Regions from separate parts of the Homo sapiens genome. Here region 1 is linked to region 2. A link is an interaction called in ENCODE POLR2A ChIA-PET data of the cell type or tissue named here. Cell type or tissue: PC-3. All regions are shown on one strand. Links, peaks and the distances in the headings refer to the core of each region. The heading gives the core; the rest is flanking DNA.

What was found. Peaks named below come from ENCODE experiments on the same cell type or tissue, not always from the same donor. Only the 100,000 strongest peaks of a DNase experiment are listed, where the experiment ranks them.
Region 1: POLR2A ChIA-PET joins it to region 2 with 5 read pairs; 2 of 35 experiments call an interaction of 5 or more read pairs at or near these places.

Annotation. Positions count from the first base shown.
Region 1 is chr18:63,452,237-63,456,633 of GRCh38, forward strand. No RefSeq gene overlaps it. Among named protein-coding and RNA genes, the nearest start is that of SERPINB5, 23 kb to the right of the region's middle. RefSeq lists an enhancer at 2,230-2,753. In PC-3, for the core only: no CTCF peak of the experiment used is centred there; DNase peaks (open chromatin) are centred at 215 and 2,485; H3K4me3 peaks cover 1,265 bases; H3K27ac peaks cover 4,000 bases.
Region 2 is chr18:63,305,197-63,309,593 of GRCh38, forward strand. The region is part of intron 2 of BCL2 (BCL2 apoptosis regulator); the gene reads right to left. Among named protein-coding and RNA genes, the nearest start is that of BCL2, 12 kb to the right of the region's middle. In PC-3, for the core only: no CTCF peak of the experiment used is centred there; no DNase peak of the experiment used is centred there.

The sequences.
Region 1 (4,397 bases), core at 168-4,167, 150 kb after region 2:
CATAGGCATGGGGTCACAATCTTCCCAGACGTTGCCTATTGATTGTTAAGTAGGGACTTTAGGTGTTTTTCTTTTTTAGGGTTGTCTTGCTGCATTTTGTTGCAGCCCACAATGCATTGCAATCCTAGTCAGCTCTGGGGCTCTTCAAGTATTTGATTTATGACCTAAATAAAAACTGGGCAGGCTGATAAGAACAGACAAAACGAGCTATTTTGCAGGCTAGTAAACTTTCATCTTAGACTACACTTCTTTGGTTTGGGTGAGGGCAATAAAGGGGTGGAGAAGTGGGGGAGGGGGAGGCAGACAAGCAGGAATTGGCTATCCAAGCAGGGGCCTAGTATATCCTGTTTGCTATGTAGTTTGCTGACCTAAGCCTGAGGGGGGAAATTAAAGAAAAACAAAATTAAAAAGAAAGAGAAATAAGTTTTCCTGTTTTAGGCTAACTTTTCCCAGAGGCAGCAACAGGCACAGCCCAGACCCAGGAAAAGTTTTGATAATATTATCTAATGTGCTCTGGAGACTCTCCCAGCACTCCTTCAACATAGGGAAAAGAAAACAAATTTTCCTTTGTTTTACAGAGTGAGTTTATAGATTCCTGTTCTCTGTAACTAGTGACTTCAAGTATTCTGTTTTATCTAAGAAGTACAACGAAGGTCATGAGAAGCCTAAGCAGGCCTGAACTACAGCTGCCTGGGCACCATAGCGAAGGTTATAAGATAAGCTTGTGTGTGCCCAGGCAAACCTAGATAACGGACATCTGGGTTGCTTGGCAATGGTCATGGCAATCCTGTCTTTGTCCTGCCTCTGTATCCCTGCTTTCACGCCACTGTAAGCTTGCTTCAAGCTAGCCCACCCCCTTCTATGAAGTGTGTATGAAAGTCAAGTACTGTCTTTGTTCCGGGCCCAGTCTTTTGGACGTCAGTCAGGTGGGCCTGAGTGCACTCAATAAAGATTCTCCTCTTTCAACCCGAGGTCTCTCTCGTCCTCCTGAATCCCACAACAAGCCAATTCAAGGCACTTTGTCTTGGAAATGGGTCACTGTATATATTATTTCCTTCAGCGTTACGCATTGACATACTTCCGGGGCCTTGCATCCCTTCCCCTGTGATTCTTCCCTTGGCATGAGCTGTCCACATGTGCAGTGACCTGTCAGCACTTGGGAGGGGCCACACGTGCAGCGTATTTACTGGGGTTCTGCACATGCTCACTTGAGGTGTTTTTCCCTCACCAATCAAGCGTTCTTCCCTTAACAGTCTAGCGTTCCCAGAGGAAGGTCATATGCTAGTTAAACTCCGCCATTTTGCCTCTTCGTGTGCATGCTTGAGCCCACTGGCCCAACTTCTGAGATCTTATTGGGAAGCTGCTGATTACCAGTGTGGTTTTTTCTTTTGCCTTTCCCAGGCAGTCTCCCAATAGATAGATAATTGCCTGCCTACAATTATTATTTTAGAGAGGCAGTTTAACAACGACCTGACCATCACCTGATGGCCGCCTGACATTCCTGGTGTGTGTGTTGGGGGGGCCCCTCTCCTGCCCTGCTCACCGTCTGACTAGCTACCTATTGTCATGTATTCTCCCCCATACATACCAGCGACTTCCACTTGCTGCAGGGATGGAGACTCCTTCCAGGAAGACCATTCAGTTCCTCCCAGACAGGTGCTTCCTAGAACTATTGGCCTCTTGTTTCTTCAAGTTGATTGTCAATCATTGTTCTGAATCTCAGTGGAACATCAATTCATGTGCCAAAATTGAAAGAAAATATTTAATCCCAAATCTTTTCCCTCGGCTCCTTCTTTGCAGTGTTTCGTAGCTGACACAATCTCTATAGAGGGATATTGACAGTGGCCCCATCATCTTTCCTTTACTTTGTGACATTGAAGAAAATGAAAATATTTCTCTGCAAAATATTGAAGGTTGTTGAGCTGAAGAAGGTTAAAATGCAGAGGGTGGATATTGAGGTTCCTTATGCTTACCTGATGGGAAGACAGTGATTCACAAGGACAAAAAGTCTTTCTCCCGTTTCCCTTCTTTTCCCACCTAAAGACAGAAGTAAATTCTGTCTTCACTGGAGATGGCCCTAGCTCTCATCAGCTCAGAAACTGGCTGCAGCAGGGCTAGGGGAATCTAGGAGCCAACTTTACTCCTTTCCCACAGTTTTCCCACCTTGAGAGACTGGAAATTTTGTTTCTCATCACTGCTCTAAGATTTATTGCTCTTTGATAAGATACTGTTTAAGCAAGGCCTCTAAGCCACTGATTTGGGACAGTTGCTTTCTCCTGCGTGATGGGCATGGCATGCATAAATAAAAATGCTTGGTTTTCTCTTGTTCATCTGTGTTTTGCTAAGAGGAATCTGTCCCAGCAACAAACTTAGGAGGGTTCAAAAAAGAAATGATTTTTTTTTTCTCCCCTTCCACATCGCCGGCTGCCAGACGACTTGGGAGAGGCTGTGGCCTTGACTCAGGCTTACTCACAGAGCGCCCAGGGCCTGGGGCTGTTTGGACACCGCCATTAACTGCCCCACCCATGGCTCCATTTACCCATGGATGAAGGAAGGGCTCTTTTCAATTAAATAGAGGAATCTTATCTATTTCCTGCATTCACAGAAGGTTTAATAGGGTACAGTTTTCTCAGTAGGTCACGACGCAAAAACTTTGATTTTGAAGGTAGACTCTGAGTTTGAAAAAGAGACTAATATTCTAGGTTTTAGATTTTTCAATAGTATTCCAGAATGATAGCTAGAATGCTACTGAGAAGAAGCCTTATGTTTGTGTGATGTATAATCGCACAATCAGCCACTCCCTGATGTGTCTGTGCCCAGTGTAATTTCTTCTTTCCTCCTTCACGGGGTCTGCAGTGACAGCTTCAACAAGATGGCTGAATGGCTGCTGGCTCCCCCACTCCATCTTCCATTAATGGTCTCCAGCATCACCTTGTATCATTCTTATCTTTTCTAGAGCCTCTAAAACAGCCCACAATTCATTCTGTCAAGGACTGTCTGGCAAAGCTCGGTTTTCCTCCCACCTGCAGCTGGTGCACTACTGGCGTTTCTGTATCACTCTGACTTTCCCTAAAGCATATATTTTAAAAATAGCAGCTTTATCGAGATGTAATTTACATACCATAAAGTTCCTTCCATTAAAGTATATAATTAAGGTTTTTTTTGTTTCATTTTGTTTTGTTTTTTGAGACGAAGTCTCACTCTGTTGCCCAAGCTGGAGTGCAGTGGCACGATCTCGGCTCACTGCAACCTCCACTTCCCTGGTTCAAGTGATTCTCCTGCCTCAGCCTCCCGAGTAGCTGGGATTACAGGCACATGCCACCGTGCTTGGCTAATTTTTTTATTTTTTGTATTTTTAGTAGAGATGTGGTTTCACTACGTTGGCCAGGCTGGTCTTGAACTCCTGACCTCGTGATCCGCCCGCCTCGGCCTCCCAAAGTGCTGGGATTACAGGCTTGAGCCACCGCGCCTGGCCTAATTAATTTTTTTAAAGTTTTTTCACAGAGTGTGCAACCATCACCACACTACCTAATTCCAGACATTTTTATTACTCCTAAAAGAAGCCCCATACCCATTAACAGTCACTTCTCATTTCACTCCAACCCCACCGCCACTCCAGTCTTTGGCAATCACTAATCTACTTTCTGCCTCCATAGATTTGCTTGTTCTGGGCATCTTGTATGACTGGAATCATACACTATGTGGCTTTGTGTCTGGCTTCTTTCACTTAGCATGATGTTTTCAAGTTTCATCCATGCTGTGGTACCTGTCGGTACTTCATTTGTTTTTGTGGCTGAGTAATACTCCATTGTATGAATGTGCCACATTTTATTCACCCATTGATCAGTCGATGTACATTTGGCCTGTTTCTATTTTTAGCTACTATAGATAATGCTGTTATGGGCATTCATGCCCAAGTTTTTGTGGACGTATTCTTCATTTTGGGGGGCATATATAGATGGGCAAAATGGCTGGGTCATATGGTAACTCTATGTAAAGAGTTCATTTGTTTTTCTTTTCGTTCATACATGATCCAGATGACAAGTTTAGATCAGTGCTTCTCAAACTTGACTGTGTAATGAATCACCTGGGGGTCTTGTTAAAAAGCAGGTTCCTGTTCATTAGGCCTGGGGTGGGTCCAAGGTTCTGCATTTCATCGTCAGCTCTCAGGTGATGTGGATCCTGTTTCTCTAAGGACCTCACTTTTAGTAACAAGGAGCTAGATAACTGTTTCCCACGAGAAGACCTCCTGTTAGGGGATTACTTCATATGACACTGAAAAGGTATAAATACATCATATCACTGTTTTGACAGTGATTGGTCTACCTGATGTTCTGTGTGGTCTGTATTTAAAGGACCAACTGAAGTGTCAAGTCACTTTAAAAGAGGGCTCTTAC
Region 2 (4,397 bases), core at 67-4,066:
AAAGACTGCATTCCAATTTCCCTGAACATTTTTGACACAGAAAGCAGTAGAGTATACTAGTTTTCAAAATGCAATATATTTCAGTCTCTACTAAGCAATCTTGTGTCTTTATGAACACATATCCAGAGAAGCAGCACAGGATAAAGAAATATCTACGGGATTCCCAACCCAGGGAATGAATATCAGCTCTTCCTGTGCTTATTGGCTCGTACACACCTTTGTTGGGCGAACTTTCTTCTTTACATGGGCATAAACAAATAACTAACAGTGTGTGTGGGGAGGAAAGTAGGGAGAAGTTGGAATACAATATCTGCCTTGCTTAGGGTTGTTGTGAAGATCAAATGGGCCAACAGATATGGAATTTTTTTTTAGAAACTTTAAAATCCTACGTAAAGGCAAGAAACCACTGTCATTTTTTTCACCCGGAAAAAAATTCTATGAAAACTGCCTTTCATAATTGAATTCTTTCCTCAAATATACTTTTATTAACTGATAGTTAATAAAGATTTATCACACGGTGAATTCTAACAAAAATAGTTTTTAACCAGACAATTTTTTAAAAGTGAAATAAGAAAAAATATATATTTGTATAAGGTCAGGTGAGGTGACCCATGCCTGTAATCCCAGTACTTTGGGAGGCGGAGGCAGGAGGATTGCTTGAAGCCAGGAGTTTGTGACCAGCCTGGGCAACAAAGTGAGATCCTGTCGCAAAAAAAGATAAGACAGACATTATCTAGGTGTGGTGGCATGCACCTGTAGTCCCAGCTACTCAGGAGACTGAGGTGGGAGGATCACTTGAGCCCCGGAGTTCGAGGCAGCAGTGAACCGATATGGTGCCACTGCACTCCAGCCTGGGCAACAGAGCAAGACCTTATCTCCAAAAACAAACAAATAAACAAACAAACAAAAAACACAAAAAAGCATTTATATATAACCAGAACAATGACCACATTCTTTCCAAGTTGTACAGAAAGACCAGCAAAGCTGAGGAAGAACTGAGCCATGTTCTAAAGCATTCAGTCAATCATTACCTCTTCCAAAAAATCTCTCCACTCTAGTCCTAATCATTGTGCAAAGCTAGCAATTTCTTGCCGTTCCCACTACCATTCCTCTAGGTCAGGCACTTGATCTCTTGCCCGTTTGCTGAAAGAGCCTTCTATCTGGTCACTGATTTCTCCCCCGTCTCATTAACGGTCTGGAGTGGAGTCAGGGTGACGTATCTGAAACAAACTCTTCCAGGGTGGGCCACCTCTAGCATCATCTTTCTGACCCACCCACTTGCACTCTCCACTCCAGCCAGGCTGAACTCCTCAGCTCCTGCAGTCCACCATGTGGCCGCTTGCCTCTGGCCTTTGTTCCTGAAGTTCTGCCTGGGGCCACACTTGGTTCCTCCCACCCACTTCACTACATTGATTCCTGCTCATCCTTCAGGCTTCAGTCCCCTTCCTGGGAAGACTTCCTTGACTCCAATAAATGCCACCACTATTGCTGCATCTCTTCTCATAGCTTTAAACATGCTCTCCTGCAGCTGATGTTGAATGGTCTTCACTCCCCCAGACCAAGCTTGTCCAATCCATGGCAGGCTTTGAATACAGCCCAACACACATTTGTAAACTTTCTTAAAATATTATGAGGTTTTTTTGTGCTTTTTTTTTTTTTTTAGCTCATCAGCTATCATTCGTGTTAGCGTATTTTACGTGTGGCCCAAGACAATTCTTCTTCTTCCAATGTGGCCCAGGGAAGCCAAAAGATTGGATAGCACTGCCCTAGACTATCAGCCACGCCGCTCTGGCTCTCACTTCCCACTTCCCCAGGGCCTGGCTCAATATTTTTTTAAAAGTATGGTATAAATGAATAACTGATCTCTTGTTCTGTCTGCTTTAATCATGTGACTGAGTGCAAAAAAACAATTACCCACTTAAAAACACAGAGATGCAAGTGAATCCTTTGCCATAACAATGAGCCCACTCTTTATCAATACCCTGTTGTGCCAAACAGGTAGAGAGGTTTTAAAAAAGAGTCAAGTATCCCAACTCATATTAAATTTCCCCATATTCTCCATATTTTAAAAGCACTGGTTTAGTCATGGGTGATGCCCTTTAAGTATTCCGTACAAAAGGTATTTTCAAATTCCAATGACATGTACTTTCATCGGTTAATTTTTAATTGAGCCAAATATTAAATGTTCACATTAACCAGACAAAGCATTTTTAGCTACTGATTTGCAGTGACAGCTTGTGTTATTCTCACACACAGGCCAAGCATGAAATAGAAAACTAATAACCCCTTAACTGTATTCTCAAAGTATCATTTATGGGAAAGAAAACTACATTCAAAGGAAACTTGTGCAATGGCTGTCATTTTTTTCCCTGAGCCACAAGCTGTTACAAAGCAGGAGAGCTCATTTTCTCACAGATACGGACAAGCTCAAGAATCCCACTGTCACTGGATGTATTCATTAAGAAGGAATCTGGCAGCAGCACAGGGGACAGATACTTTGGAGAACAGGCCAATTATCTGGGTGTCCTTTATAATTTGAAGTTTCTGAATTCACTCATAGATAAGCTGCTTGAAGAGGGCCTGGCAATGGGAACATAATGCACAGATGGCCACTGAAGAAACAAGAGGGAGGAAGGGAGGCTGGAAGAGAGAAGAGAATTTGCTTGTGGTTTCATTCATGGGGACAAATCTACAAGCTGACACATTCATCTTTTTAAAAAGCCCCTGGAGAAGTATGGTCAAGCTTCACTACAAGTAAACAAATCAAAATCTTTCTCAAACAGATGACAACTGATGAGCAACAATGCTTTGAGTTTGCTTCATGCTAACGGATGAGGGTTCTCAAAATACAAATTCCATCAGTTGTTAAAACCACAGATAGGCTGTGATGCTGGCTTGAACCAGAATAGAGAACTCAGCCAAAAGCTGCCAGGCCAATGGTTTTATGTAAGACATCCCAGGTGGTCTTCTTGTTGAGCAGTGTCTTTAGAAATGGAATCTTAGGTTCTGTCGCCTCTGGGAATGCCGCACTGTACTGACTTCCACCTTCAATTGGCTGCTTATTTTTATGGGAGAAGAACGAGGGGATCATTTATCCTTGTGACTTTTGTGCTGCAGTTCTTTTTATATTTGAGCTACAACACTGATCAGAGTTAAAATCCACCTTGCTCCCACTGTGAGAACCTTGGGCCAGCCCTGCTTTCTATAATGATGGGGTGATGAATAATCTCAGCCTTCAAAACCTTTTCAGTCTGGGTTAGGCTTGAGATGTGAAACAAAAGGAATGAGAGCAACTAGGCATATGTACATACACTGTGTGTCTACAACCTTCGTATAAACAGATAGAATGTGACAACCAGCAGGCTGGTATCTATATTAGCATTAAGGACCAATAAATGTCAAATGTTTAATATAGAGCAAAATCTAGATTTCTCTTCAGGAATAAATGATATACTTTTTCAATTCAATGAAAAGGATGAAATCAAAACACTTAATAGGTATTTTTCTTCTTTCATTTCTATTAAATATTAATGAACCTGTAGGATGGGACATTTCAGACACACACACACACACACACAAACACACACTATAATAAAAGAAGTAGGAGAAAATTAGCTGCTTAGGATGAATTGCTCAGAATGCCCTAACATAATCATTTTATTCATTCATTCAATAAACAGTCATTGTGTGTGCCTATTACCTACTATGCTTGGTGCCAGGTTGAATTTAATAGAAGAAATATTTTATTAATAAGGAAGTCTCAATGAGAAAGGACACCTTGATTTTGTAAGACCTAGAGTCACACATAGAGGATACTATTAGGATATTTGGAACAATACTAATTTGACTCAAGTTGAAGTACTCATTAAGTTGGCAAACTGGTAGTGGGAAGCCAAGCTTTGAACAGCAAAGCTGCAGGTTAACCACCTTAACCCAATCCATGCAAGTCTACAGATTACCTTTGGGAAAAGGTGGGGTGCAAACAACAGTCGCAAACTAAGACAGCATCAGCAGTAGCATTTAGGACCACTTAGGGCAATGAAAGAAGGCAAAAGAGAAACCTACATGATTCGAGGGGAAAGACATATTATGGTTCAACCTCAATTTTTCTCTTGAGATCCAGATCCTTATGTCTAAGGCTTACTGGGCATTTCCACTTGGATATCCTACTGGAATGTCCAAAATGAAATTCATCACATGTACGCCACAAAGCAGTAACTGTTGTTATCTTTCCTTTCCCTCTGGAAGACAGTATCATTTTTTGAGGCAGCCAGGATGGCACTTGAGTCCTGATTCTTTCCCTCCCTCATTCCTCACATTCGACCTGCTGTCAGTCCTTTGATTCTACACGTGCAGTGTGCCCACATCTGTCCTGTCCTTTCTGTTCCAGGTGCTTC